Linked DNA regions of Homo sapiens: region 1 is linked to region 2. The links are chromatin loops, found by intact Hi-C in ENCODE. Cell type or tissue: endothelial cell of umbilical vein. All regions are shown on one strand. Links, peaks and the distances in the headings refer to the core of each region. The heading gives the core; the rest is flanking DNA. Region 1 overlaps IFT74 (intraflagellar transport 74). Region 2 overlaps TEK (TEK receptor tyrosine kinase).

Region 1 (17,795 bases), core at 4,309-12,308, 120 kb after region 2:
CACAAGAAAATCATCCCCCAGGAAAATCTGACATAATTGTCAGATTTTCCATGGTCGAAATGAAAGAAAAAATATTAAAGGCAACTGGAGAGAAAGGGCCGGTCACCTACAAACTGATTCCCATCAGGCTAACAGCAGACCTCTCAGCTGAAACCCTACAAGCCAGAAGAGACAGGGAGACTATTTTCAACATTCTTAAAGAAAAAAAATTTCAACCAAGAATTTCATATCCAGCTGTACTAGTCCATTTTCATGCTGCTAATAAAGACATACCCGAGACTGAGCAATTTACAAAAAAAGAGGTTTAGGCCAGGCGTGGTGGCTCACGCCTGTAATCCCAGCACTTTGGGAGGCCAAGGTGGGCGGATCACGAGGTCAGGAGATCAAGACCATCCTGGCTAACATGGTGAAACCCCGTTTCTACTAAAAATACAAAAAATTAGCCAGGCGCAGTGGCAGGCGCCTGTAGTCCCAGCTACTCGGGAGACTGAGGCAGGAGAATGGCGCGAACCCAGGAGGCGGAGCTTGCAGTGAGCCGAGATAGAGCCACTCCAGTCCAGCCTGGGCGAAACAGCGAGACTCCGTCTCAAAAAAAAAAAAAAAAAAAAAAAAAAAAGAGGTGTAATGGACTCACAGTTCCACATGTCTGGGGAGGCCTCACAATCATGGTGGAAGGTGAAAGGCATCTCACATGGTGGCAGTCAAGAGAGAGGAAGAAGTGAAAGCAAAAACCCCTTAGAAAACCATCAGATCTGGTGAGACTTACTTACTACCATGAGAACAGTATGCGGGAAACTACCCCCACGATTCAATTTTACCTCCCACTGGGTCCCTCCCATAACTCATGGGAATTATGGGAGTATAATTCAAGACAAGATTTCGGTGGGGACACAGAGCCAAACCATATCATTCTGCCCCGGCCCCTCCCAAATCTCATGTCCTTATATTTCAAAACTAATCATGCCTTCGCAACAGTCCCCCAGAGTCTTAACTCATTTCAGCATTAACTGAAAAGTCCACAGTCCAAAGTTTAAAGTTTAAAATTTACAGATTTGGGCTGGACATGGTGGCTCACTCCTGTAATCCCAGCACTTTGGGAAGGCAAGGTGGGCAGATCACTTGAGGTCAGGAGCTCAAGTCTGGCCAACATGGCAAAACTCCATCTCTACTAAAAATACAAAAAATTACCTGGGCGTGGTGGCACTCACCTGTAATCCCAGCTACATGAGAGGCTGAGGCAGGAGAATCACTTGAACCTGGGAGGTGGAGGTTGCAGTGAGCCAAGATCGTGCCATTGCACTCCAGCCTGGGTGACAGAGTGAGACTCCATCTCGAAAAATAAAAATTACATATTTGGCTCACATTTGTAGCTCATATTGCACGCACTGTTCTAAATCATAAGGGCAATATTTTTTCCCGTACAATCAGATAGCTTCACTACCAAGTAGATTTGTTTAAATGAGTTGCAGTATACTTACACATTAAAATATCTTTAATTCAAAATATTTTAAAAGCATTATCTATTTAATCAGCATCTTATTCTATAAGAGTAGATCATTATGTCCCCCATGTTCCAAAGGCAGCACACAGAGATTTAAATGACTGACAACTATAGAAGTTGTACAGGTGCTCTAAGTCTATAGCTAGATTAAATTACAATGCCTTCAATTTTACTTTTTTTTTCTTTTTTGAGATGCAGTCTCGCTCTGTTGCCAGGCTGGAGTGCGGTGGCATGATCTCGGCTCAATGCAACCTCCGCCTCCCGGGTTCAAGCGATTGTCCTGCCTCAGGCTCCAGAGTAGCTGAGACTACAGGTGTGCACCACGACGCCCAGCTAATTTTTTTAATTTTTAGTAGAGATGGCGTTTCACCATGTTGGCCAGGATGGTTTTGATCTCTTGACCTCGTGATCCACCTGCCTTGGCCTCCCAAAGTGTTGGGATTACAGGCGCGAGCCACCGCACCCAGCCTCATTTTACTTTTCTTTGCATACTTCCTTTAGAGAAGCAATGGTCATTTTATCTAAAAAACAAAACAAAACAAAACGTTTGTCTAGAAAAAAGCAAATCATTGATCCTGGGAAAGAGGCTTAACATATGGGAGCTTAAATGATGAATCTCAACAGATTTTCCCTCGATGACAGTAAAAGACGAGAAAAACCTGAATCAATTGCTGCAGTTGGCAAAAGCGTTATAACAGAAAAGCTATCGAAATTCTCACCAATTCCGGTACTCCACAAATAACTCTTGCTGAATTATGTTTACAGAAGGGCAAGTTGGTTGGTTTTCACCAATAAATGTGGTCATCTCCCTCTTTTTCTCTCTCTCTCCATATATATATATATATGATATATATGATATATATATCATATATAGCCATCCATATATTCATATATATGTGTCTATATTTTATATATATCCATCCAACCATCCATCGCCAGAGAACCGAAACCTGGACTGTTTTTTAATAAGCTTCAAAAAGCTCCCTTTTCCCACAGCTAACGTTAAACTCAATGGTGAAAAGCTTTTCCTCTAAGAGATCAGGAACAAAACAAGGATGCTCACTCTCATCACTTCTGTTCAACACAGTACTGGAAGTCCTAGCCAGAGTAATTAGGCAAAATAAAAATAAAAATAAAAAGGCATCCATATAGAAAAAGAAGAAATTCAAGAAGTGTCTCTGTTTACTGATGACATGATTTATATATAGAAAACCCTAATTCTCTACAGCTAGTGACAAAATAGAAGCCTATGGAAAATAAGTAGTCTGATCAAATTTTCATTACATAGTTATCCCAATCACAAAGTCACTATCACAATTTGAGATTAGCCTGAGAAATAGGGATCTTTGAGATGATTCCAATAGCCATGGGGTCCCATCATAACCCTGGAAATAGACTCAGGGAAACTGAATGACTTGCTCAAAGTCCTCCAGCTAGCAGGCAAAAGAGGTGCTTCAGATTCAAACTCCTGTGCCCTTTCATATGCTACATTTCCTTGACAACAGTAGTCTCCCCTTAGCTTCGGTTTTGCTTTCCATGGTTTCAGTTACCCAAGGTCAACTGCAGTCCAAAAACATTACATGGAAAATCTCAGAAATAAATAATTCACAGGTTTTACTTTGTGCACCGTTCTGAGTAGTATAATGAAATCTCGCACCATCCTACTCCTTCCCACCCAGGACATGAATCATCCCTTTGTCCAGTGTACCCATGCTGTAGACCTGACCCTCTTGTTAGACACTTCAGTAGCCTCCTCAATTATCCAATTCACTGTCTTATGACAGTGCCTGTGTTCAAACTGCCTTTGTTTTACTTAATAATGGCCCCCAAACACAAGAGTAGTGATGCTGGCAATTCAGATATGTCAAAGAAAAGCCACAAAGTGTTTCCTTTAAGTGAAAAGGTGAAAGTTCTCAAAAAAAAAATTGTATGCTCACATCTACTGTAAGAATGAATCTTCTATGCATGAAATTGTGAAAAAGAAAAGAAATTCATGATAGTTTTGCTGTCACGCCTCATACTGCAAAAGTTATGGCCAGTGTGTAGTAAGTGCTTAGTTACGATGAAAGAGGCCGAAAATATCTAATAATCTGATTTTAAAATGGGCAAAAGATCTGAATAGACATTTTCTCAAAAGAAGACATACAAATAGCCGGCGAGTATATGAAAAAATGCTCAACATCAGAGAAATGCAAATCAAAGCTACAATGAGATACCATCTCACCCTAGTTAAAATTTATCCAAAATACAGGCAATAACAAATGCTGGAGAGGATGTGGAGAAAAGTGAACCCTCATGCACTGTTGGTGCGAATGTAAATTAGTACAGCCACTATGGAGAACAGTATGGAGGTCCCACAAAAAAACTAAAAATAGAAGTACCATATGATACAGCAATCCCATTGCTAGGTAATACCCCCCAAAAATGAAATCAGTGTTTCAAAGAGGTATCTGCATACCCATGTTTATTGCAGCACTATTAACAATAGCCAAGATTTGAAAGAAACCTAAGTGTCCATTAACAGATGAATGGATAAAGAAAATGTGGTACCTATATGCAATGGAGTACTATTCAGCCATAAAACAGAATGAAATCCTGTCATTTGAAACAACATGGATGGAACCAGAGGTCATTATATTAAGTGAAATAAGCAAGGCACAGAAAGATAAACTTTGCATATTCTCACTCATTTGTGGTAGCTAAAAATTAAAACAACTGAACTCATGAAAATAGAGTAGAATGATGGTTACCATAAGTTGGGAAGGGTAGTGAGGGGAGCACGGGTGGGAAATGGGGAGGGTTGATGGATACAAAATATGGTTAGAAAGAATGAATAAGACCTACTATTTGATAGCACAACAGGGTGACTATAGTCAATAATAACTTAATTTTACATTTATTTTTATTATTTATTTTTATTTTTGAGACAGAGTCTTGCTCTGTTGCTTGGGCTGGAGGGCAGTGGCGTGATCTTGGCTCACTGCAACCTCCTCCTCCCAGTTTCAAGCAATTCTCCTGCTTCAGCCTCCCAAGTAGCTGGGATTACAGGCGCCCGCCACCACACCTGGTTAATTTTTTCGTACTTTTAGTAGAGACAGGGTTTCACCGTGTTGGCCAGGCTGGTCTGCATCTCCTGACCTCGTGATCCGCCCACCTTGGCCTCCCAAAGTGCTGGGATTACAGGCGTGAGCCACTGCGCCCAGCCCTGATAAACTCTTTTTAACAATTCTTTTCATCAACAAGCTTAGCAGGTACTGATGCCGCCTGTCTTAATTCCTAAGACAATTAAGAGCTATGGCATCAATGCCTGCTATGCTTGTGATTATTGGAGATGTGGATGGCAGTGCACAGTGAGGTCATGAAGTATTGTTGGAATTAAATATTTGACAAATCAAAGTGTGTGGTTAGGCAAACCCATATTAGACATTCAACCTATGTTCAATGAAAAGGTTCCGGACAGAATTTTAAGGTAAATTTCTTAGAGCCTTTTTTGGTTTGGTTTCTGCTCAAGTGGAGCCCTTTAGACATAATACAGTGGCAAGTGATTTTGTAAGAGGCTTGCTTACCTTATTACCTGACACTCTTCAATTAACTGTTTCTTGAGGTCTTTTTATGAACACCTGTTACCTAACTGGCTACCTCAACTGTGCCATAGGAAAAGGAAACAAGGCAGCTGGACTTTTACAGCTTTTATCCCCTTCTCTGACTTTGATATTTCTGGCAGAAGAAGGAAGTGAGCCAAGGAATGACTTTAAGGGGAGAGGCTCCCAGGAAGATAGGACCAGTTTATAGTAAATGTGCATTTGGCCTTCCGATAAAGGCCATTATAAGGGTAAGAGCTCCAGTACACTGCAGGGATGCAGGCTTCATACATCTATCTATTGTTGGCACTTTTGTTATTTCCTCCCAAAGGGATTCTTGCTTTTCTCTATAGGCTACATAGGAAGTTGAAAAAGCTGGAAAAGCAATTTTCTTTTCCTCTCCTTCTTAACCATTTCCCCTGATCCTCAGACACAAGGTCCCTGCTTTGTCCTTGGCGGGGAGGGACAGGGTTGGGGCTGGCCAAACTCTAAGGCAGCCCTCTCCCCACCCAGTAAACTAAAGTGAGTTCATTTTAACAAGAAGCTAATTAAAGACCTAGAAATGCTTTTAACAATGAAGTATATTTTCCTTTGGTTTAAAAAAAAAATCAGATTGAGCTTATGGATTTTAACAAATATTTTCACCTTCATGTCAATCTGGACTTCCTCTATTAGAGGGAGTTTATCTACTGAAAATGATAACACAGAGAATGAGATAATATTTCAGTTTGGTTAGTTGGCTCAGCTATTGTCTTCTAATCTTAAATGGCCAATTTAATAATAGTTCTTTCTCCACCCTCTGCCAAAAGTAATTTTAATTGATTAAGTCTGCCTTTCTTACATGGTATTACCATATTGTTATCATGTTAAGAATATTGTTTTACAAAATATTTTGAAAGAAAACAGAATTTTGAAAACCTCATTTTATGTTTTTTTTTTTTTTCTCTTGTAGAAAGCTTTCTGTAGTGTGCCTGAGCCTTTTTTTAGGTAGTAGACAACTCAACTTCTGACTCATGCTTTCTCCAAACCCTCTTGTATACTGGACTCCCCAATAAATAAATGGGTATTTCTTTTCCATCCTGTGACATACTTTTTTTTTTAGACGGAGTCTCGCTCTGTCACCCAGGCTGGAGTGCAGTGGCATGATCGCAGCTCACTGCAAGCTCCGCCTCCTGGGTTCTCGCCATTCTCCTGCCTCAGCCTCCCGAGTAGCTGGGACTACAAGCGCCCACCACCACGCCCGGCTAATTTTTTGTATTTTTAGTAGAGACGGGGTTTCACCGTGTTAGTCAGGATGGTCTCGATCTCCTGACCTTGTGATCTGCCCGCCTCGGCCTCCCAAAGTGCTGGGATTACAGGCGTGAGCCACTGCACCCGGCCGACATACTTGTTCTTTATGTGCAACCACTTGACTTGCAGGAGGCTAGAGACAATGAACAAACAATACAGCCTTGGTTACTGAGTAGATTATTCTTACACAGGTTATTCCTATTTCTCTTAAAGTTATGCAGTCAGGTTTTCAGAGCAGCAATTCATTACGATACATTATGAGGAAAAATATTGAGGCAGTAAAGTATGATCTAATATATTCTAAAAATTTGCTTTCGATGTATATGACAAAGCTATAATGAATATTTTTAAAGAGATTTTTAAGAATCAGACTTTGTAATTTTTGATATGAAAACATCTTGCAAATTAAAATATAGCTTCTAATTGCAGTAATGCGGCAGTTTTTTTTAAGTAAAACAAATGAGGTAGTGCACTGTCAGCCTGGTTAACACCAGTGTTGGTGAGAGTGCAGGGAAACAATCAGTTTTGCATACTGCTAATAATGACACCTTTCCCAGGACGATTTGTGTCACACGTCTTGGGTTCTGCATACTCTTTGAACCAATCTTATGAGTTAAGCATTATTATTCCATTTGTAGACGAAGAAACTGAAATTGTGAGACCAGCTTTCCAAGGTCATATAACAAATCAGTGGTGAAGCTGGGATTCACATTTCCAGCTATCTGATCTAAAGCTTACATGTAACCTCTATATCATAAATCTCATTCGATAATGTAGGATTTGTTTTTGAAAGTTTTGCACAATGAAATAATATGCAACAATTTAACATGTTGTACAACAGTATATAATGACATACAAAAATGTGTGCTAAATTACAAATAGCAAATGTAAAATTAAAAACAATATAATTTTAATTTAATTAAAGGTGCATAAATACATAAATAAAACAGATATGTGTGACATAAATATAGATGCGTATCTAAAAAGACTGGTGAGATCACAAGTAACTTACTTTCTTCATTTTATTTATCTGTCTTCCTAAATTATCTACCTTTGTATTAAAAATTGCCTTTTTAAAAATGTTTTTCAGTTATCAAACTGTAAACTTACAATTTTAAGACATAATCTACTTTTATTTCAAAAGTTATACAAAAATGAGACACAATATCAATTTAAAAATAGATTACTACAATTCTCTAGTGGTCCATCTTTATTTCTTCTTACTTTGAGTCTAAACATTATAATTTCCCTAAGGTTGTTTACACTGCAATTGTATAGCAAAAGGAAAGAAGTCTAGAGAAACTGAGCAAGGGAACAGCAAAAACCCCTGGAACTACTACTAACTGGCCTTTCATCTCTGGTGTGAATATGATTACTCCATGCTGTAATCCTCTAAGCAGGCACTGAATTTTGTACCTTAAAATGAGACTATAGTATTGTCCAAACGAGGGGCTCCACAGGAAAAAGAATATCAAGAACTCATGTTTATTTACTGATAAAAGATAAGGATGGGAAAAACAAAGACTTGCTAACTTTCCCATGTTGATCTTCACTAGTAAAACTGCTCAGCATGTTTGTTCAGTCTGCAGCTTCTTTCCATGTGACTTACAAGGTGTTATTTTAGCATGAATGGAACCCCCTGAGTAATGTGACTGACTCAGGAAGAGCCAGTTCATGCAGCTATTAGCCTCCAGTTCTATCCCAGTAAAGAGAATATTCTTGTTGGATTTGTGGAAAGGCTCTCAGAGGAAGGAAGAGAGACATTAGTGAGAATTTCCCTCAGATAAAACATGTTTTAATTTAAAGAAATCCTGCTCAATTATTTGCCCCCCACCAATATTACATATGAATAAATTAGGATGGAAATTGAAAGCCTTGCTTTTTGTCAAGAAATTTTTTTCCTGCCAAATTTCCCATTGTTATAATGCAAACACATATATTTAATGGACAGGCCAATCTTCCTCCTACTTTCTTTCTGCGTAAAGATTGGTTCAGTTCTAGAGTCAAGGACTTAAGAGTTTTTACTACATCCTTTCTGTCAGTTAAAGTAGTAACTGCATATAGTACTTTATTTGAATTTTATTGCATTTCTAAGTATTAAATGTACATCACAGACAATTTTGAAAATACCAAAAAGCCCAAGGAAGATTACAATCACCCATAATCCCACCACTCAGAAAAAAACCCTTATTACTAATAGTAAAAATTACTAAGTTGGTTATTTAAAAGGGTGCAGTAAAATGTCAAGAACACTTAAGTAGAAATCATAAAAAAAAACCTAAGGAAAAAGTAAAGGCATTTAAATTTGCTTTCAAATGAGGAAAACAAAGATTACCTATCCACAAACATGTTTTCCAGATTCCCTTCCTCCTTGGAAGTATCCACGAAATAGAATCAATGTGATTAAGAGACCATAGTAGTCAGTTCTCTTGCCTAAACTCTATGCTCAATCATACCTCTGTTTGTTACTGTATAAAAGATGAATGTTTTTCAGCAGTCGGGTATATCCATAAAGGCTCCTAATCACCAAATTACAGTAATACTTTATGAATGAACGAAGGGCTGCAAACTGTCATCAAAATCTATTACCTGTTTTATCTACTGAATTTCAGATTTCATTCTCTTTAACTGCTAAAAGAGTTTTTTTCCCTTGTGAAATTTTATAAGCACTTTCTGCTACCAATTTCCAATAGAAAACCCCATACAATCACAGCATAAAACAGCTGAGGGTGGCTAAAAAGAGACATACTCAGGAGTCATCTGAAAAAGGCCATAGAGCCACCCAGAGGACTTGAGTAGATGAAATTATTTTAGTGTATGAAGTCTATTTGGTGTACAAAGTCTATTTCTTGGAATGACACATCTCATGTGACCTAGGCTCTGTGAAAGTTAGGGTTTTGTGGACAACTATCTCTGGGAAATGCTTTACAGTATATATTCTTCTTGAGCTTATTATACATTAGCATATTAAGGGTTATGAGCAGTCAAGAAAAAATAAAATAATTCACCTTTGTTTCAGACAACGTTTCCCAAACTTCTTTGACCATGAATCCTTTGGAGGCATAACACTATTAATAACTCAAGATGCTCAGGATTTATGGAACACATTTTATGAATGCTACCTTAATGAATGTCCAGGATCTTCAGCCATATTAGTAATCCAGAGTTCAGCAAACTCAACAATGCTCACTCCTTTATTTAAATGTATATAGACTGAATTTGAATAATTTACCATTATAAATATTTATTTTTAAAAATCAACATATATGAGTAAATTTTAAAGTATGTAAATAATATCTCAATAAAGCTATTTTGGTTTAAGAAATCAATGTGTTGTTTCAGAAATACTGAAAAGTAGAGTTACTTAGTGAACATGATATCAGAGCAAAAACAGGATAGTTTTAAGTAATATTTTATGCTGGCCAAGGTGACTCATTCCTGCACGATAAGAGAAGATACATCTACAGTTAATATAATGTCTTCCAGACTCTATGCCTCTCTCCCAATCCTACCTCTTCTAGCTTTTTTCCCCAAATATTCTGGCTAATGTTTATAAATTAATCTACTTAAGTTCTCCTAATAGTACAAGAGAGTAAATGCATACTGCAGGGTGGCAATGAACAGCAGTAGCCATAGTCCAAAACAGCCCACTATAAATGTAGTCTTTTACCTAATGTTCTTCCAGGTATATATATGTGAAAAAATATTTTAAGAATTGCAAAGATTAAAAGTTTCTAATTCCAAATCTTTAGGTATAACTGCTATATAAAGAATATATGTTATATATTTACCTGTGACATTATATGGTCTAATACACATCAAATATAACCTATTTGAGAAGTAACATTCAAAGCTAAAAATCTCCCTTCTAATCTTACTAATTTTTTCTAGAAGTAAAAATTGACAAGGTTGATCTAAGTGCTAAATCAGAATCATACTCCATGCATCCGTCCTAGAGTTGATACAAGAAAAGCTTATCTCATTTGTTGCCATAGATGGATTATACCAGCTAAATAAATTTCAACGGTCACTTTTAGTTTCTTTATCTCTTGGTTCAAATACAAGTAGCATAAAAAGAAAAGAAGATGGTACTTTTTAATATGCAAACCATTTATTGAACTATTTACTATTTTAAAATATCATTCTTAAAAGAGGCCACAAAAATTATAACATTCAGAAATTTTAGGTAAACTCCAAAAGTAAGCTTTTTTTTTTTTTGGTAGTCAACTTGTACCAAGTTTAGCAGCAAGAGGATACTTCCTTAGAGACTTTCAGTGGACTTAAACTCAGTTTCCGCTGGTGCTATGTAAAGCATCCACGATGGTTTTATTGTACTCTGCAATCTGCTTGGTCACATTTTTCTTAATTGGCTGGTAATCACTCTCTTGACTCTTGGTTGCTATGACTAATTACATGAGTTAAGGGGGAAAACAATGTCAATAAAAATCTAATTGTGCCTGAGAAAGGAACTAAATACTGACATTTTTCATACTGAAGATGGTACAAAAAAGCACAATTAGAATACTTTAAAATACAGTACATCATTTTAACAGATTAAGCATCAATTAAAACCTAAAATGCCAAGCTAAACTTACCGCAAAAAATTCATATACAATATAAACACTTTTTAATACTTAATATGTTATGCATTTTTAATCTAATTCTGGTCTTAGAACAATCTAACGTTCAATGAACTAGTTCCTATATTCAAACACACATACACACATACACATACCACGTTCTCTAGAGTACCACAAATAATTTAAGGCAAATTTCTAGACTTCGCTCTGCTCCAAAATCACCTACTTTATGTTGCACAAAACTCCAGTGTGAGACTTAGAGCATACTGTGAACAAGTCCTCTATTTTTAAACTAAGTTGCACTAACACTGGCAACAGAGTACCTAAAACACCTTATCTGGAGGTAAGATGGGGTCCAGGCTGCTTCTGAGCTGAAGTTCAGCACCACCCTGGGGGAGAACCTATGCTGCCACTGAGTCAGGATCTAGTTCTCCAGGCAGAGACATCCTTGAATGGGTCAAAGAAGGGAATAGGAAACAACTTTTAAGGAAATATCTGTTACAACTTCACAACACATGTTCTCAACAGCTGCTTGCTGCCTCCTGTAATCAAACTAAAAGTAAACAATAAGATGAGACATAAGTATCATCTTTGTAGACATATAATGGAGTTGAAATGGCTAAAACATGGATGAGCTTGGAAGTCAAACTTCTCAGGATCTTACTTAGTTTACCTCCCTTTGCTGCCCAGATATTCAAGGTAGAACCATATAAACAACAAACAACTATATATTATATATTATGTACATATATATATATATATATACTTGTGGATATATATAACTATATGGTTATATATAATTCTCCCAACACTATGAGAAGGTAATATTAACTATATTTTAGAGATTTTAGAGATGATACAATTCTGGGGCCGAGAGCAGTGGCTCATGTCTCTAATCCCAGCACTTGAGCAGGCCGAGGTGGGATTGAGCCTAGGAGTTTGAGACCAGCCTGGCTAAGTTGGCGAGACCCCTGTCTCTAAACAAAAGAGAAATTCTTGCCATGTTTATCAGAAGATTTACTGATAATGTTTAACTTTACCCAAGCCCTGTGATCCCGGAAAACTGAATCTTAAGAGATGATACAGTTCTAGCTTGAACAGATTAAATTGTCCAGTTTGTAACTTACAAGCAGTAGAGTTGACATTTAAAATTGGATCGCCCAACTCCAAAATCTGGGCACTTAATCACTATGCCACATTAAGTCTTTGTACTCCTTTTTTGGCAACTCCCAAAATCTGCTTTCTATTAGTTACTTGAGGGCACGTGCGTGCGCACACACACACACACACACACACACCTCTTAACTACTGTAGAATTGAAACAGTCATATTCATTTAATTTGGCCCAGGGTTTTGTACATATCTGGTATTTAATAAGTAGGTGTTGAACTAAATTTGAGTCTTTAAAAAAATTCCTAGAAAAAAATAACTCAGTCAATTTCATTTTCAGCTTTTTTTTTTTTTTTTTTTTTTTTTTTTTTGAGATGGAGTCTTGCTCTGTCGCCCAGGCTGGAGTGCAGTGGTGCCATCTCGGCTCACTGAGAGCTCCACCTCCCGGTTTCACGCCATTCTCCTGCCTCAGCCTCCCAAGTAGGTGGGATTGCAGGCACCCGCCACCACGCCCGGCTATGTTTTTTTTGTATTTTTTAGTAGAGATGGGGTTTCACCGTGTTAGCCAGGGTGGTCTCAATCTCCTGACCTTGTGGCCCACCTGCCTCGGCCTCCCAAAGTGTTGGGACTATAGGCATGAGCCACCGCACCCGGCCCCATTTTCAGCTTTTTAAAGGATACATTCTTTCATCGCAAAATTATTTTGCTCAAGGTGTTGCCACTTTCTCTCCAAATTTGTAAGCTAAAAACATAAAAGAAAAATATTAATTAGGACCCATATTTAAAACAATTAAATGCCTTTCTAAGAGGATAAGACAAAAAAAATCTCTCCAACTTTAAATCTTATCAACTTACATTTTATTGAGATAAAGCCACGGTAGAAAAAAAAAGATTAAATAATAGTAAATATATTAATACAGTGATGAATCCTATAACATGTTTTACTCTATATATTTATTTTAATTATATTTTAAATGTTTATTATACCAATGAACATGCCAACTGAAAGACAATTTATGATTTTCCTTTCCCTAAAAAAACTTTTAAAAGAAAAATGGGACATGATGGGAATCTCTTCTTAAAATCTGGAAGTCTAATGCCACAAATATAATACATATTCAAACACTGTCAAAGGTTCAGCCATATAGGAGAAACTTCCTTATTTCCAGGGCTAAATTTCCTGTGTAATTCCACAAGCTGTGATAAGAGCAGAGCTGCAGTGTGAAGATTATAAGAGAGCTGGTAAAAAGCTGGCACTGTTACAATAATTTCTGCATCAACAGGAAGCTAATGTGGATATTATATTGATGGTTGCTTCCTCAGAAGACAATTTTACTGTTATAGAATTATATTGTTTTTCTGATTTAATTAACCTTGTAACTCTGGTTATGGTCTTTCTTTTTTAAGATGCACATAGTTTTTTCCAAAGCAAAGGACCATTTGAAAATTGAAATGCTAAAATTATGTTCCACCTGGACATTTCAAAGAAGTAATGATTATTTTTAAAAATACAATAATTGAAGCAACAGTGGAAATGTTTCTATCCTCATGTTAAAATAATTTTCAGGGCGTAAATTCAGGCTTGATGTAGATCCATCTCATTGTTTCCTCCAAAGAGATAAATCTAGATATTAGAATGAATCATAGCTAATTAATTATGTGAACTGTATGTGCTGTGAGCTGGTATTACTAATCACATCAATCTCCCCCAGACAGGACCTTGAAGTTAAGATGGACTTAAGGAAGCAGTCAGCAGTTTCTGGCAGTAAATTTCTAATAACCTTCAGCAAAGTCAAGTACCAGACTTTTTTGTCATTGTTTCATACAAACAGGTGGCCTTCTTATAATGCATCAGACCTGTTAAGTGCTACAGGAATGGTATAAAAGCAATGCTGTGTCAGATGGTCAAATTCCTTTTACATTATACCTCTATATTATTGACTCCTTTAAACCTCCAAGGACATCATGAAGCAAAAATTCATTTTGAAAATCTGTTTTTCCCTAACTAGTTTAAATAATCTGTTACATAAAATTCTTTAGAGATGCCAAAAGCCAGTTTTCAAGAAGATAATTGTGAAAGATAGGAAGACCAGGATTTGACTTAATCAGTTGGGATTCACAAAAGATGACAAATAACACAGAGAAGGATTCGAAATTGTGGCTTATGTTATGATTTCCAGTTATCAATACATGGAGTTAAAATTAGCAATTAATGTGGGGATAAACAAGTTAACCACTCACTGGCTCTAAGAAATGGTGTTTTTCAAGTGCTTTCCACCTTAAATCATCTATTCAGTGAATGAGGAGGGCTAATATTCCATAAGAAGTATCAGTATTTTTTTCCAAGAATTGCTGAAGACAATGACCTCCCAAACTTTGTCTTGTTTCTTCCCCAGCACTCATCCTCACTCTAAACAACCTAAGAAAATTGTGTCAATTATAAGTCTATATCTAGGTTTCCATATGAAGTAGAACAGAATAACTGGTAAATTTGAATTATGTAAATTAGTGATTTCTAAGCTTTTAGTAGTTGTAGCAAGCTTTCATGAGATTCTACCCTTTTCAAAAAGAATGTAAGGTGTATGTTGTTTTCAAATGGTACATCCATACAATGAAATAGCTAATGCTATAGAAATGTCACCAAAGGCCGAGTGTGGTGGCTCACACCTGCAATCCCAGCACTTTGGGAGGCCGAGGCAGGTGGATGACCTAAGGTCAGGAGTTCGAGACCAGCCTGGCCAACAAGGTGAAACCCTGTCTCTACTAAAAACACAAAAAAATTAGACAGGCGTGGTGGCTGGCGCCTACAATCCCAGCTACTTGGGAGGCTGAGGCAGGAGAATTGCTTGAACCCAGGAGGTGGAGGTTGCAGTAAGCCAAGATCACACCACTGCACTCCAGCCTGGGTGACAAGAGCAAAACTTCGTCTCAAAAAGAAAAAAAAGGCTAAGCACAGTGGCTCATGCCTGTGATCCCAGCACTTTGGGAGGCTGAGGCAGGAGGACAGTTTGAGGCCAGGAGTTCAAGACTAGCCAGGGCAATACAGCAAGACCCTGTCTCTATAAAAAATAATAAAAATTGGCTGAGCATGGTGGTCTGTGCCTGTAGTCCTAGCTACTCAGTGGCTGAGGCAGGAGGATCGGTTGAGTCCAGGAGCTCCAGGTTGCAGTGAGCTACAATTATGTCACTACACTCTACCCTGGGCAACACAGTGAGACTCTGTTTGAAAAAAAAAAAAAGAAGGCTGAAAAAAGTTAAGAAAATGTTGAAAGACTGTATGAATAGCATGGTTTTATTTTTTGTAAAAACAATATGGATGTATGATTGCAAAGGATGAAAATACTACAAGGATATGGCACCAAAATGTTAACAACGGTTGTACCTATGTAGTGGAAAATCAAATGACATCATTTTTATTTTGCTCTATCATGATCACATAACCATATGAAGAAAAAGAGAGTTTTGTTTTTTTTTTGAGACAGAGTCTCGCTCTGTCACCCAGGCTGGAGTGCAGTGGCGCGATCTCAGCTTACTGCAAGCTCCGCCTCTCAGGTTCAAGCCATTCTCCTGCCTCAGCCTCCCGAGTAGCTGGGACTACAGGCACCCGCCACCACTCCTGGCTAATTTTTTGTATTTTTAGTAGAGACGGGGTTTCACCGTTGTTAGCCAGGATGGTCTTGATCTCCTGACCTCGTGATCCGCCCACCTCAGCCTCCCAAAGTGCTGGGATTACAGGCGTGAACCACCGTGCCTGGCCAAAAGAGGGAATTTTTAATGCATTTAGGGTTTTAAACCATGTGTGCAAATTTCTAATATAGACTAATTAGATATAAGAATGATCAATTTTTTTCAGACCGTAGTTATTGACTTTGTACATGACACATAATGCTTCATTCAATCATTCAACAAATAATTGCTGAGTACCTACTATGTGCCAACCAATACCACAGGGCAAGGAATAAAGTAAACGAGACAGACATTGTCTCTGTCCCGTCAGAGCTCTCAATCTAGACCTCACACACTGTTCAAGTAATTATCAGCAAGATGAGTGATATGAAAAGGGGGCTGCAGGTATATATATCTACGCATCCTATGTAAATAATTGGAGATATGAATTAAGAAGTTCAAGGATACCTGGATTGCTCTTTATAGCATTATTTCAATGGTTTTAAAACTAGAAATTACCTAAATATCCAACGAAAGGGAATTGGTTCAATATATTATGCGACATCCATGCACTAGAATATCATTAAGCTATTAATATTTTTTAAAAGTCAATATATATATTGACAAGGGAAAGTACTTATGATGTATAGTTAATCATGAAAAACAAGCTCCTAAATGATATGTACAATATGGCACAATTTCTATAAATGCATAGAAATAAATGTGTACCTAAGTATATGCATAAATATGTGTATACACATATCTATCTATCTATCTATCTATCTATCTATCTATCTATCTATCTATCCATTGACTAAAAGAACCCACACTAAAGCAACAATAAGCATTCTCTCTTCTGGGTGGTGGGGTACTAATCATTAGAATTTATTTTATTTGTGATTTTATGGATTTTTAGTTTCTGTATTAGTAATGTTTCACTTCCAAAATTTTTAAAATATACTACCCCATATATCTTAACAGTTGTGCCCAAGACAGTATCTAACAGAGTTGGCTTTCAATATAGGTTTATGGAAGGTAAGAAAGCAGGAGTCCATTCATTCTGAATGAAGACTGTACAGAATCTGGCTGTCTTAAAAGTCAGAAAATCTAGAAGGTATATAAAGCAAATTTTAAAATAAAAAATTGATTGTTTTGGGGTGAAAATATAGACTAAGACAATTTCAAAGTCATTTAAAACATTTTTTACCTGAGAATGTGTCTCATTTTCTTGCAATTGTGTTTTTAGTGCCTCATACTCTATGTTTTGCTTCTCCATTATTTTCTTAAAGGCATTTCTGTGGGTTGATAATATCATTCTCTCCTGATGTAATTTCTAGAAAGATCCAAATAGAAGTGACAGGTTATAGAAAATATGTAGTAAGCCAATATAAATCATATTTAACTTAATTTCAATAACTATATTCTGGTAAAATTATATCAAGGCTATAACTACTCTAAAACCCGTTTGTAAAAATATCCTTTGAACTATAAGCTATGTTAACATTATCTGTATTAATAACTCTATTAATGCTGCCATATCTCTCCCGACCCTACCAAATTAAGTCTAAATTAATGTAAATGGCAATGGAAAGCCACTGACAAGTTTCAGGTAGGATAGAGTCATAATCTAAACTGCATTTAACAAAGCTCACATCTGCTGAAATGCTCTGTATTAAGTAGCAGCTTATACCTTGCTTTTCAATTTTTGCTTTTCTTTAAAACTTTAAGTCACTCTAAATTCCAACTACATATGTAAACATTTTTATTTTTTCTCACTTATATATATAAAATAATCAACTTAAAATAATAAATCCTATAAACCACAAATATATTACATTTGATCAAGAAAAAAACAATCTGAATTGTAATTCTGTAAGACTTGGTTAACATTTACCTTTATCTTTTCTTCACCTGATGATTTTAAAGCTGGCAAATCATTATATATCTCCAGATCAGTTGTCATTTGCTTAATTTTGCTTTTTAGAGAATGCTGTTCTTCAGTCATCTTACTTTCTAGAAGCTCCATTTTCTGCAGATCCAACTGCAGACGTTGAATGTCTGAAACAT
Region 2 (14,460 bases), core at 213-8,212:
TACCCTCCAGTCCCACTGACCTTTCACTTCATCCAACTAACAAAGCACGAACCTCCTTTCTTTAGATTGATTGTGGATGTCTCTCTTCTGCAAGGAATGCTCCACCTCCCATTATTCTCCCAGTTAATTCTTAGCTCTGATGTGAATATTTCACAGGTGGCTATCATAGAAACTGAATTAAGGTATTGTATACTTTCACAGAACCTCTACTTTTCCTTCATGGTGATTTTTAGGGGTTATTACTCTTTGTAGTATGATTATTTGATTATTTGATATTGGTCTTTCTTCTAGATCATAATTCATTCTCTCTCTATATATATATATCTCTCTCTTTCAGCCAAACAACTCAAATTTATTATAGTTCTAGAAGTCAGAAGTCAGACATGCATCTCACTGTGCTAAAATTAAGGCATTAGCAAGGCTGTGTTCCTTTCTGGAGGCTTAGGAGACCATCTGTTTCCTTGTTCTTTCTAGCTTCTAGAGACTGCCTGCATTCCTTGGCTCAAGGCTCCTTCCTATCCCTTCAAAGTCTACAACATCAGGCCTCTCTGATCCTTCTCTGACCACCACATCTCTGACTATTGTCAGGAAAGTTTCTCTACTTTGAATGACTCAAGGGATTGGAATGGGTCCACTCAGATAATCTAGAACAATCTCCCCATCTCAAAGACCACATCTTCTCAATGGGGATGACAGCGCCCCAGAAACAATGAAAATTGGTTCTTGGAGGATGCAAAAATTTTAGATATTACAATGGGTTGCAGCCCGCCAAAGAGCCATAGTACATAAAGAGATATAAAGTACATCTGTGATAATAAAATCTTATGGTGATGAGGGAGAGTTCTGGAATACAATTTCTAAAAGAGCTCCTTAGTGGGATGATAATAAAAAGGTTGTGAAACACCACACTACACTCTAAATTCCATTAGGGCAAAGACTGTGTAGTTTGTTCACCAGCACCGACTAGGTGCTGAGTTATTGTTTGTGAAGTGAATTTCCAATGAGCTCTATAGTTCCCTTGGCCCAGCCTTCTTAGAAATGCATAACTCGTTTTGTTTTTCCTCCCCAAGAGTGTGTATTATACAATGCAGAACCTTTCAGATTTCAGAGGACATTGCAATGTTCAGTAATTTTTCCTTTTCTTTCTGTCTCAATGCTTTGGCTCACCTTCCTTAGACATAACCTTCAAGTCTTTGCTCAAATATCTTCTCAGGAAGGCTTGATTACCCTATTTAAAATTACAGTCACCACTCCAGCCCTGCCCCAGCATTCTCTACCCCCATTTCTGCTTTAATTTTCTCCAAGACACTCAGCATTTTCGTGAACTGTACATTCTACTTATTTATTTGCTCACTGTTTATCTCCCTGTGGGAATGTAAGCTCCATGGTGAGTCTTTTTCCCCCTGTATTATTCACTGCTCTATTCCCAGTGCCTAGAACAGGGGCTGAAACATAATAGGCCTAAAGTAAATTCTATTGACTAAGTGACGACTTAGGAAGTTGTCCAAGGTCAGGATAATAAAGCCAGTAAGAAGCAGTATCCCCTAACTGGAGGCAGATCATGCCAATATTAAGTTAGATAAGTCTGAGTACACATTTCACTTAGGCTAGAAAGGAGGGCAGTGCTGTAAGTAAATTTGTTCAAGTAATGCTTTCCTTGTATGATAAAATAAGGCCACCCCTTTCTTTAAACCAGCAGATGCACATTTTATTACAGCCATTAATGTCAGTCTGTGATACTTCTACAAGGGTTTAAAAATTGCTACAAAGGCTTCCTCTTAGTAATCTACTATTTTATTTTTTGCCTTTTAATCATTTTTACTGAGATGGAACATACATATTGTAAAGCGTGAATATCTTAAGTGTATTTAGCTCAAGGGACTTTACCTATGTGTACACCCATGTAACCACCACTCAGATTAAGATAGAAAATATTCCCAGCCCTCCAGAAGGCACCTGTGTGCCCTTTTCCAGTCAATATCCTCTACCCAGAGGTAGCCTCTATTCTGACTTCTGTGACTGAAGATTAGTATTGCCTGTTCTTTAGCTTTATATAAATGGAATCATAAAGCATGTACTTTCTTTCACTGGTTATCATGTTTGCAAGATTCATCCATACTGTTGCGGAAATTAATTCTTTTTTATTACTGTTTAACATTCCTCTGCATGATTTTATGGGCTAAATTGTATTCCCCCCAAATCACACATTAAAGTCTTAACCCCTAGTACCTCAGGATGTAACCGTATCTGGACATAAGGCCTTTAAAGAAGTAATTAATTTAGAATAAGTTTATTAGGGTTTGCCATAATCCAATATGACTGGTGTCCTTGTAAGAGGATTAAATTAGGACACAAGTACAAAGGGAAGACCCTGTACCTGTGTCCTAATTTAATCTCCCTGTGAAGATACAGGGAGACAGTGGCCATCTACAAGCCAAGGAGAGAAGCCGCAGAAGAAATAAACTCTGCTGATGCCTTCATCTTGGACTTGTAGCCTCCAGAATTATGAGAAAATAAATTCCTGTTGCTTAAGCCACTCAGCCTGTAGTATTTTGTTATGGCACCCTAGCAAACTAATACATATGAATATACTACAATTTGTGATTAGTGTATCCTTTCTAATGTTGATGGACATTTGAGTTAATTTCAGTTTGGGGCTACTATGAATACAACTGCTCTGAACATTCTTGAAGATGTCTTTTTTGAACATAATACAGCCATTCTTTTGAGCATATACCTAGGGGTGGAACTGCTGGTTCCCAGGCTAAGTAAATGTTTAGGTTTAGTACAAGTTGCCAGTTTTCCAAAGTGACTGTATCAATCTGTACACTGGTGTTAAAGCCTAGTATCTGTTTTTGTAAATACTATAATAAAAGATGCTGATTAAATTGATTAAATTCCCTAATGGCTATTTACATTTTATGGCTGCCAGTCAATGTGACAGCAAAGAGACAGCAGTGACTTAGGACTGGAGAAGCTTCTACACATTGATGTTGTGTGCCGTGTCTTTCACTACAAACTAAAAACTAGACCCAGTGACTCTTCTGTGTATTCACCACATGGTTTGTTTTGGACGTATGTCCATGGGTAGCAAACATTCCCAGAAGCTTAAAAGTAGGGTAATTTTTCTTGTCTGCATATCATTTCCTTTCTTCCAAGAACATTCAAGATGCAAGAAATTATTTTAATCACGTGAATGTTCTACCAAATAAAACAGATTTGGGCTCTTTCCTATAACCAAAAGTAATAATAAGAAGGAGGATTCTGAGGTGGTTCATATGGATTCTCAGGGCACAGAATCCAAATCTATGGGGTTGCATTTACGCTACTGTTGTTATTGGCCTTTAAAAAACAGATTATGTTCTGAGTATTTACAGCATTTCATTTATAGAAGTTACCTCTGAGATCTCCCAAGAGATTACTAATGAAGTAACGAAAGGGGGCCAAATACAAATCAACTTTGGTCACCTCACAGTCTCCTCCTCTGTAACACAAGAGACTCAGAAAGCAAAATGGTCCAGAAGAGATAGTGCTGGGTTTGGAGTCAGAAGATCCAGGTTTAATACTAAGATTTGTGCTTACAATGTGTGCTACTGTATAAAGTTGACCCTTTGTATCTGTGGGTTCACATCTGTGGATCAGCCAACTGTGGATCAAAAATATTCAGAAAACAAATTGTGTCTGAACATGTACAGACTTTTTTTCTTCTCATTATTCTCTAAACAATACAGGATAGCAACTATTTACAGAGCATTTACAATGTATCAGAAATTACAAGTAATCTTAGCCTAGTATCTTTCCTAGAATATATGCCAGAGAGCTGTTAGGTATTCTTGTCTAAACAGGTGATTAAGTAACTTGCGGATTTAAAATTCCTTGCTGTAGCTACGTACACCAGCCAAGTTAACGTGGACTTACCTCCATTTTAGTTCTTCCACTCAAGCCACAAATCTACACACAAACACTCAGATTAATTTGAATTTTGAAATACTAATTTATAGCAGGAAAAATGCCCACAGCCCTGAATGTGAAAAGACATTCATGTTAATTATATAGCATAGCCTGGGCTTCTTATTAAGTGAGTAATCCTCAAAATAGGGATTCTCCAAATAATTCTCTACAATAATGAACAGGAAGTCACAACGGCAATGCTAACCTTCTTGTGAAATATAATCACTACCAGATATGTTGTGCCTGACACAACTCCAAGTATTGTATGTGTTTAACAAGGCTTCACAATAACCCTAAGAGGTACCTAAATTATGCTTCATTTGCAAATACAGAGACACTCAAAAAGGTAACTTCATTTGGTCAAGGCCACCCACAAGATTATGAGCTGTTAGGGACAAAATCAAACCTGGGGCTGTGTGACTCCACAGTTCATACTCTTAATTTCTTCACTCTAGTTTCATGCATATAATTTTTTAAAGGCTTACTATCCTGGAAATTACCCCAAAGGTATTTTAGTGGTCGCATACATTTCTGTCTAGAAGCAGCAATACAAAAACATAATGCATCAAGGACACAATCCCTTTTTCTGGGAAATGAACTTACCTTTAACAGAAATGTTGAAGGGCTTTTCCACCATCCCAGCCACTGTGTTCACACTGCAGACCCAAACTCCTGAGTCAGGGGGGAGGATCCGGTGGATGGTGAATATGGCTACTGAGAAATGATCCGTATGGTTAAAGTCTTTTGGCTGAAAAGGTCAAATACAAAAAAATAAAAACTTCTAGGGAGGCATAAACGCAAAGGTCCATAACATTGACCCCATCTCATTGTTTAATAAGAAGTTTCCTAGGAGAGATCAAGAAGCTAAATGTAATGCTAATATAATTATTGGCTTATTTCCAAAGCTATTGTAGTAGCCCTGAAAGTTTATTTTGGATTGATGCCCTGTCAGATCCTGCTGTTGTATTTGTGTGTTTAGGAGTACGGGGTAAACACTTACAAGCAAGACACCTGAAGCATGATTTCTTTTAAACTCCTCCTCATAAGATTTGTTCCTTTCCTATCTAACACAGAGATGGCTGCGTGGGAGGACAAAGTGACTTCCTAAGTGTTTGAGAGGCTGTCAAGTGGGGAGTACTGGAAAAATCCAGGGTTCTGAAGAGAGATGGACCTCTGCCATTTTTTTTTTTTTGAGAGACAACAAAGTCTTGTTCCTTGGCTCAGGCTGGAGTGCAGTTGAGTGATCATAGTTCACTGCAGCCTCAAACTCCTGGCCTTAAGTGATCCCCCCACCTCACCCAAGTAGCTGGGACTACAGGTATATGCCACCATGTCCAGCTAATTCTTTTTTTATTTTTTAAGAGATGGGGTCTTGCTATGTTGCCCAGGCCGGTCTCAAATTTCTGGCCTAAAGTGATCCTCCCACCTCAGGCTTCCAAAGCACTGGGATTGCAGGCATGAGTCACCGTATCTGGCCTCTTTGCCATTTTTGACCAATTCCTTAGTTACTTAACTTCACCCAGCCAGTTCCCACTTCCGCCAAAAAAAAGAGACACTAGGCAATGTTAAGTAAGAAGTTACATATAGTTATGGCCAACCTTACTAAATAGTAGCCATTACTTTCATTAACTCATGAAAAAGCCAATAAGATTTTGGAAGCCATCAATTGGCTTCTTCTACCTGATGGGTTGTTTGAGTGGAATCAGGGACATTGAAACGTGGACCCTAGTAATGGTACATTCTACATATTCCTCCCTCAGAAGGTCACTCATACCTGCCTCTGGTCAAGCTGATTTTGGTCATCTTTGATAGAAAAATAGGATAATAAGTATTTCTAAATTTTTAGATTAAAAAATACATCAATATCCTAAGGATCACTTTCAACACAAGAGAAATTTGGGGTGGCTCCTGTCTCTGCTGCATTTGGTATAGTTGGGAGAGAGAAGGAAAGCATGTTCGAAAAGTAGCTTGATCCTTTTAAACAAAAAATAACTGCTGTGATATTACCTGACCATGGGTGAGCATCAGCAATGAAGGCAAAGGGAAGAGGTGGGTAGAAACCCAATGAATGCATTCAGACCTAAGGGATCCCGTGGATTGTAGTTTCAGAACTGGGGAACTCTCCTCTTCTATGCTCCCCTAAACTGCTGCTCCAAAGAGCGTAATAGGAGTGGACCGGTCATCAAAACTCCATGTCCTGGTTGCACTTGGTAGCACGTAAATCTGCTGATTCATGGGTTGCAACACCACCTTACTCTCCTGATATGAGTAGTTAGAGATATGGGGACACTGCGAGAGCAAAGCTTTGCACAGATTGACACGTACTTCTCCCCATACCAGCTGGACAGTCCTGCAGGATGTGTGCCATCCTTGGCACCCAGCTCTGTCAGTTCCCCAGGAGGCATATTCCCAACCATGCAGAGCAGTACTGGCCAACAGAAGAAATCAGTGAGGCTGCAGTGAGTCAGTTCTGCCTCTCCAGGAATAGGGCATTTTATCAAAGCCAACAACACACTAGCCTAGGAGGATAAAAGCACTGAATGGTATCTATCATTTAGTGGGGTGATTACTACACTGAAGCATCTCATGCTTTAAGAAGGGCAAATTAAGAATGGCTCTTACATGGAGCACTGTCCCATCCGGCTTCACCAGGGTCATTTCTTCATTAGTAGGTAGCGGCCAGCCAGAAGCTTTGCAAATGGGATTAAATTTACCACTGTTTACTTCTATATGATCTGGCAAATCCACTATCTTTGGGGTCATCCTCTGTATGCCTGAAGGAAGAAAACAGCACTGTGAAATCTAATATTTAACAGAGCCAGCAGCAGTAGTAATAATAAAAATAGCTACTTTAGTAAGTCATGCACCGGGCAAGAACTTTGCAAATATTTTACTGTTTTGTCATCACATAAGACACCTGTGATGTGGATGATATTGTGGTCTCCCATTTTATGGATGAGGAGACAGAGGCTCACAGCCCAGATTCAGACTCAGATCTTTATAAATCCAGAGTCCACGCTCTTTGCCATGAGGCTGTGCTCCTTTCATGGACCAGGGAGGAACAGTCTCAATATTAAAATGATTATCATGGCCATATCTCCCCTAGACTTTGCTGTTCAATCCCCCTCTTTCTTTTTACATGAATGATTACAAAAATACAACAAACAAAAAACTAGTTCTTCCTCCACTCATCAAATAACCCCATGGTATTGCTGTTCAACAGCATTGACCTCAGTTTAGATATACGAGAGATGTCTCATTCATTGGGAAGTCTGCAAATAGCAGATAACTAAGAGGAAAAGGTGAATAAAGTTGCTCACAAAAGAAGTACATCAAAGAAGTGAAATATAACTTCCCCAAATCAGTATCCACTCAACAGCCAAATCAAAAATGTTGCTGCCAATATTGAAAGAAGGAAAAATGTCTGTAGTGTCAATAAAGGTAATGGTGTCAGGATTTCTTGCCTAACATCTACACAGTAGAGAATGAATAACCCTGAAATATACCAATTTTATTCTGAACCATAGGGACTCAGGGAACTGTGGACTATTTGTAATTGAATGTGAGACATGTTTGAAAATTGTCCAACACTCAGTAAACAATGTAGGCGATAGAGGTGCCCTCAGAGCAGCAGTAACTACAGACTGTTTCTTATCGGTGGTGGGAAGAGGCGGGGTCAATAATGATATTTTATACTGATATCCTACTTCTCAGGCCTAGAATGAAATGGGTAAAGGTGTGGAGGAGAAGGGAAAGAGGTCTAATACTTACAAGGTTATTCCTTGATATATCTGTAAACTTGGAAAGATTATGGAAAACGTGCCAAGTTTTTCAGCCTAAGTAGCTATTTGAATAGGAATTGAAAAACATGTTTTGACACTTTTAAAGCATTTCTTTCCTTCATCGTCCCCTTGTATTTTCTGAAGCTGGGTGGGGGTGAAGGTGGATGTGCTGGGCTAAAGTGGAATCTGGGAAGGGAGCTACTCTCTGAAAGCCCTAGTGACACCCTGGTTAACCTGTCTTAGATTCTCCCATCAGAATGCACTCCTTTTGCAGCATCAGCAGAAGGGAACAGACGGGAAGGAACAAAGCACAAAATTCAAATCCTTAAACTTGTTAGCTGCCCACGTTCAATACAATCCCCTAGTAGCCCCATGGCATTTCCTTCCCTTTCTAACCACTCCCTGATTCCTGCCCTGTAGTAAAGTCCAGGCTTGGCAAAAGAAGAAAAAATATAAAGTTTAAGGACTTTGAGAAAACACTTACTGGCATCCCACCCCCACTCCCAATATTTGTTCTGATTTCCAAAAGTAACAGAAAAAAAGGCCATAGCTGTATTATTGTGAGTGTAGATTTCACTGGATATGTATTTATTTCAATGGCATTTATATTTATATGATTGAAAAAGCAATACATATTTATTAAGTTTGAAAATACATATGTCTGCTTCTTTTAATTTTAAAAAGTATATTCTACGACAGTGGATAGCAAACATTTTCTGTAAAGAGAGCAAATACAGTCAGCTTTGCAAGCCATGTTTTCTGCCCTTGTAGTACAAAAGCAGCCACAGACGACATACTATAAATGAATGGAGGTGGCTGTGATCCAAAATTTTTTTCTTTATAATAACAGATGGTGAGAAATAAAAAAGGAATGAAGTACTGATACATGCCACAACATAGATAAACCTCAAAAAAGGTGTGGCAAATGAAGCTAGTCACAAATGACGACGTATTATACAATCTTGTTTACAGCATATAAAATGTCAAGAACAGGCAATCTACAGAGACAGAAGATATGGTTGACCCTTGAACAATACAGGCTTCAACTGCATGGGTCCACTGACATGTGGATTTTTTTCAATAAATATATTGGAAAATTTTTTGGAGATTTAGGATAATTTGAAAAAACTCACAGACAAACTGTGTAGCCTAGAAATACCAAAAAAATTAAGAAAAAGGTATGTCATGAAGGCATAAAATATATACAGATACTAGTCTCTGTGTTAATTGACTATGTTATTGGTAAGGCTTCTCGTCAACAGAAGGCTATTAGTAGTTAAGTCTTTGGAGAGTCAAAAATTATATGTAGATTTTCTACTGCGAGAAGGGTCAGTACCCCTAGCCCCCATGTTGTTTAAGGTCAACTGCAAATAAATGGTTGTCAGAAATTAGGATGATTGGAAAATGGAAGTTTCTATTAATGGGTACAAGGTTTGTTTTGGTATGATGAATATGTTGTAAAATTAGATTATGGCAATGATGGCATAGCTCTGTAAATATACTAAAAACCACTGAATTTACATTTTAAAAAGTTGAACATTATAATATAAAAAATGTATCTCTATAAAGCTGTTTAAAAAAAGATAGTGGGCTGGATTTAGTCTGTGGGTTAAAGTTTGCTGACTCCTGCTGAAGAGTAACTTCTGAACTAGAATGACATAAAATTTCATTTTGAGCATAATCTTTTCTATTTGTTTTATTCTTTCTATTGCTTTAAAAATATCCCCTGTCTAAATCCATCCCAAATTGCTCTTTCTCTGTTACGCATGTCCAGGGAAAAGGTTGGTCCTAGAGAAGGGAGCAGAAAAGGTAGGAGAGCTCTCAGCTGGCCAGTCATCACTTAAGCTGCTACAAAGAGCACGTGGTTTATGCCTAGTGCAAAGACAAATAAAGCCTACTATTAGGGTCAGTAGAGCAGAATTAAAATGCTGTGCTTTAGGATTTAGGATAAACTATTCCCAACTTCTGGATGGAAACAAAAGAGGCTTGAGGATCTTAGAATGCCGGCACAAGAATTACACTACCAAAGCTCAGTTCAGACATGCTGAACATGGCCCTGACTACAGTGTTACCTTGCTTTACCTTCTCTCTCACACTGGAGCCCCTGCCATCCTGGAGAGCAGAGACATCCTTGGAAGCGATCACACATCTCCCCATTGTTGCAGCTGCACCTAAGCTTACAATCTGGCCCGTAAAAACCAGGGTGGCATGCTGTAAACAGAGACATCAAAAAACCAGTATTAATCCAGGGGAAGAGAGGAAACTAAGACTGCAGGTGTTTAGTTTTATTTTTCTCTCTAAGCCATCAACTTTGCTGATTTGTGTAAGGTAGGGGGTAATTTATCTGAATTACCAGGAACTTAAAAAGCTGGGGAGTTATGCTTCCAAAAAAAGTTGAATGAGCTCCTATCATGCCAACTTTCTTGTAGGTACAACTACATTTAGAAAATAACTTCCTGAAAGCACTTAAGAGTGGGATAGGAAGAAAAAAGACCTGGAAGATTCTGGAGGGGAATTGAAATTTGGAAGATGGGAATGATGTGTTTCCCAATTTTCAGCTTTTAGCCTAACTGTTAGGTACAGTTGACACCACGTATGGAAGCTACAACTCCAAAGAAAACCTGCAGTCTACTGGCCTGATGCATCAGAGACAGAGTCAGGAAAACCACAGCCACTGGAGAGAGAGGGAAAACCCAGAAAGAGTCAGAGAAAAGTCCCAGATCTTTGGCTGATCCTTGATCCATGCATGCTCAGTATAGACTCAAAGCAGCCCAGCTAAAGATAAAAGAACTAAACTGAGTTTGACCTGATTCCTAACAGTGAGAGTTTGAGGTTTGAATCCTACCAAGTTAATTGCCTGCTAAAACAAAACAAAATCAACATTCCCAAAAGGAATGTATCATATTCCAGAGTCTCCATAATGTAACATTTTCAATGTTCAAGATACAATCCAAAGAAGAAATGGAGAATTAAGGCCCGTTTTTTAAAGGAAAAGAAAATAAATAGAGACCAACTGTGATGACTCAGATGTTGGAATAGACAAGAATTTTAAAACAACTATAATAACTATGCTCAGTAAGGTAAAAGAAGATATGTTCATAACAAATGCAACAATGAGAAACTTCAGCAGGGAAATAGAAACTATTTTTAAAAAGCAAAAGGAATTCTAAAACTGAAAAACACAATATTTGAAATCAAATAATCACTGTATGGACTTAGCAACAGAATGGAGATAACAAAAGAAAGAGTCAATAAACTTGAAGCAACATCAATAGATAGCCCATCTAAAGAAGAAAAGTAGGAAAAAGGTTGGAAAAAAATGATTTTTAATCCTTAGGGACCCAAGAGACAAAACATCTAACACACATGTAACTGGAGGTCCAAGAAGGACCAGAGAGAAAGGGTTAGACAAAATATTTGAAGAAATAATGGTTTAAATTATCCCAATTTGTTGAAATTTACACATTCAAAAATTTGTTAAGCCCTTAGCAGAATAAATATAAAGTAAACTATGCATAGGCACATCATGGTTAAACTGCTAAAAACTAAAAATCAAGATAATTTAAAATGTTAGCTTTTTAAGACTGTTTCTTTATAGTAGAATATTTAAGCCATTCAAATTATGTTTTGATACTTGTAATAAGCTCCTGGGAAGACAGGGTAGAAGCATTATTTTCCCTTGGAGCTCACTAAACCTGCCAGGACAATTCTTAGAATTTGGTACATGGCAAATGGATTCTGTTAACTGGGTGTCCTTATTTTGGTCAACTGTAACATTACTAGAAGGCTTCTAACCAAAAATTAATGCAAAAGCTTGTCTTTTGGGGCTATGATGATTTGTTTTGATTTTGTATTTTATTCACCCAGCTAAAATGCAGTCTTTATTTTTAGTATCAATCACAACTAAGTTATCTACAAATTCAATACAATCACTATCAAAATTGCAATGGTATTTTTCACAGAAATAGAAAAAACGATACTAAAATTTATATTGAACCACAGAAGGCCTAGAATAGCCAAAGCAATATTGAGCAAGAAGAACAAAGCTAGAGACATCACATTACCTGATTTCAAAATATATTACAAAGCTATAGTAATAAAAACAGTATGGTACTGGCATAAAAACACACATATAGACCAACGGAACAGAATTGACAGCCCAGAAATAAATTTACACATTTACAGTTAACAGATTCAACAAAAGTATGAAGAACACACAACAGGGAAAGGATAATCTCTTCAATAAATAGTCCTGGGAAAACTGGATAACCACAAGCAGAAGAATAAAATTAGAACCTCATCTCATTATATTCAAAACTCAAAACAAAATTGACTAAAGACACAACATAAGACCTGAAATTGTAAAACTACTAGAAGAAAACAGACGGGAAAAGCTTCTTGATACTGATCCGGGCAATGATTTTTTTGGATATGACCTCAAAAGCACAGACAACAAAAGCACAAATAGACAAATGTGATTGCATCAAACTAACAAGCTTCTGCACAGCAAAGAAAACAATCAACAGAGTGAAGAAACAATGTATGGAACAAGAGAATGTATTTCCAAAGTATACACCTGATAAGAGGTTAATATCCAGAATATATAAGGAACGCAAACCACTTAATAGCAAGAAAACAACCTGATAAAAAAATGGACAAAGGACCTGAATAGACATCTTTTTTTTTCTTTTTCATTTTTTGAGATGGAGTTTCACTCTTGTTGCCCAGGCTGGAATGCAATGGCATGACCTCAGCTCACCACAACCTCCACCTCCCTGGTTCAAGCGATTCTCCTGCCTCAGCCCCCCAAGTAGCTGGGATTAAAGGCATGCACCACCGTGCCTGACTAATTCTGTATTTTTAGTAGAGACGGGGTTTCTCGTTGTTGGTCAGGCTGGTCTCGAACTCCCAACCTCAGGTGATCCGCCCGCCTTGGCCTCCCAAAGTGCTGGGATTACAGGCATGAGCCATCGTGCCCAGCCGACATCTCTTAAAAGACGACATACAAATGGCCAACAGGTCTATGAAAAATACTCAACCTCACTGATCATCAGGGAAATGAAAATCAAAACCACAATGAGATATCACATCACGCCTGCTAGAATGGCAAGGATGTAGATAATAGGGAACCCTTGTATGCTGTTGGTGGGAATGTAAATTGGTACAGTCATTATGGAAAACAATAAGGAAGTTCTTCAAAACACTCAAAATAGAACTGCCATATGATCCAGCAATCCCATTTCTGGTATATATCCAAGAGAAATGAAATCACTATCTCAAAGAGACATCTGTTTTCTCATGTCCATTGCAGCATTGCTTACAGTAGCCAAAATATGGACTTGACCATTCGTCCATCCATGGATGAATGGATAAAGAAAATGTGGTGTGTACACATATATAATGGCATATTATTCAGCCTTTGAAAAGAAGGAAATCCTGTCATTTGCAACAACACGGATGAACCTGGAGGGCACCATGCTAAGTGAAATAAGCCAGGCATATAAAGACCAATACTGTAAGATCTCTTCTATAAGTGGAATCTGAAAAAGTCAAACTTATAGAAGCAGAGTAGCATAGTGGTTCCCAGGGACTACAGGGTGGAGGAAATGGGGAGATGTTGGTCAAAGGGCAAAAACTTTTAATTACACAGTAGGATAAGTAAGTTCTGGAGTTCTAATAGACAGTGTGGTAGCTAAACTTAATATTACTGTATTGTACACTTGAAATGTGCTGAGCAATTTTAAATGCTCTCACCACACCCACACACACAGATAACTGTGTGAGGTGATGGATATGTTAATTAGCTTAACAGCAGTAATCATTTCACAATGTATAGATATATCAAAATATCACATTTTGCACCTTAACTACATACAATTTTTATTTAGCAATTAGACCTTGATAAAGCTGGAAAAAAACTTAATCACAACTTCTTACTCAAAGCAGATGGTAGAAAGGTTAAGAACTATTAATAAGCATAAAGGAAATCTGACTACTGAAATCAAGTTTCTGTTGGGATGGCAGAAGACCTTAAAATATCATGAAGCCTTGATTTTTTTAGTTTCTAGAATACACTAGAACTTTCTTCCTGGCAAAGTGTTCTGAATGACTTTGAATTATCACATATTTGCACAGTGGAATTCCCCTGTTCTCTTTATTGTCCCCACTATTTGCTTCAAAAATTTCTATTATTGCTTATTTCCTCAGATAGAAACCAGCCCTGATACATAAAACTTGCCAGTGTACAATCTATTGTTGACTATTCTAAATCCTGGACTATTAAAGGAGACCATGTCCTTAAGTAGTTACTGTTAGAAATGTCTCCTTGCTTTCCTACTGCTTTTTGGATGGAATGAACAGGATAGTAATTGTTGAAAGGAGTCTGGAAGAATATTAGAACAGTTCTATTCATAAAATCTTGGTGATTTCTTGAGCCAGGAATGGGCTGAGATGAGTTCATGAAATGTACTCTTATAAACCTGGGCAAGAAACTACCATCAGAGTGAACAGGCAACCTACAAAATGGGAGAAAATTTTCACAACCTACTCATCTGACAAAGGGCTAATATCCAGAATCTACAATGAACACAAACAAATTTACAAGAAAAAAACAAACAACCCCATCAAAAAGTGGGCAAAGGATATGAAGAGACACTTCTCTAAAGAAGACATTTATGCAGCCAAAAGACACATGAAAAAATGCTCATCATCACTGGCCATCAGAGAA

Evidence for each region. A loop is a pair of places that touch in the nucleus more often than their neighbours do. Peaks named below come from ENCODE experiments on the same cell type or tissue, not always from the same donor. Only the 100,000 strongest peaks of a DNase experiment are listed, where the experiment ranks them.
Region 1: a loop joins it to region 2, with 6 times the contacts of the local background. A loop is called at or near these places in 2 of 110 quality-filtered maps.

The regions. Positions count from the first base shown.
Region 1 is chr9:27,055,600-27,073,394 of GRCh38, reverse strand. It overlaps IFT74 (intraflagellar transport 74), which reads right to left. Exons shown (of 20, transcript NM_025103.4): 17 at 17,623-17,786; 18 at 16,936-17,061; 19 at 12,744-12,804; 20 at 7,261-10,777. The coding sequence ends at 10,659. Among named protein-coding and RNA genes, the nearest start is that of TEK, 45 kb to the left of the region's middle. RefSeq lists a silencer at 7,850-8,144. In endothelial cell of umbilical vein, for the core only: no CTCF peak of the experiment used is centred there; a DNase peak (open chromatin) is centred at 7,984; H3K27ac peaks cover 555 bases.
Region 2 is chr9:27,175,724-27,190,183 of GRCh38, reverse strand. TEK (TEK receptor tyrosine kinase) reads right to left here. Exons shown (of 23, transcript NM_000459.5): 7 at 9,816-9,944; 8 at 6,574-6,725; 9 at 4,555-4,699. Among named protein-coding and RNA genes, the nearest start is that of TEK, 74 kb to the right of the region's middle. In endothelial cell of umbilical vein, for the core only: no CTCF peak of the experiment used is centred there; DNase peaks (open chromatin) are centred at 4,883, 7,583 and 7,933; H3K27ac peaks cover 1,176 bases.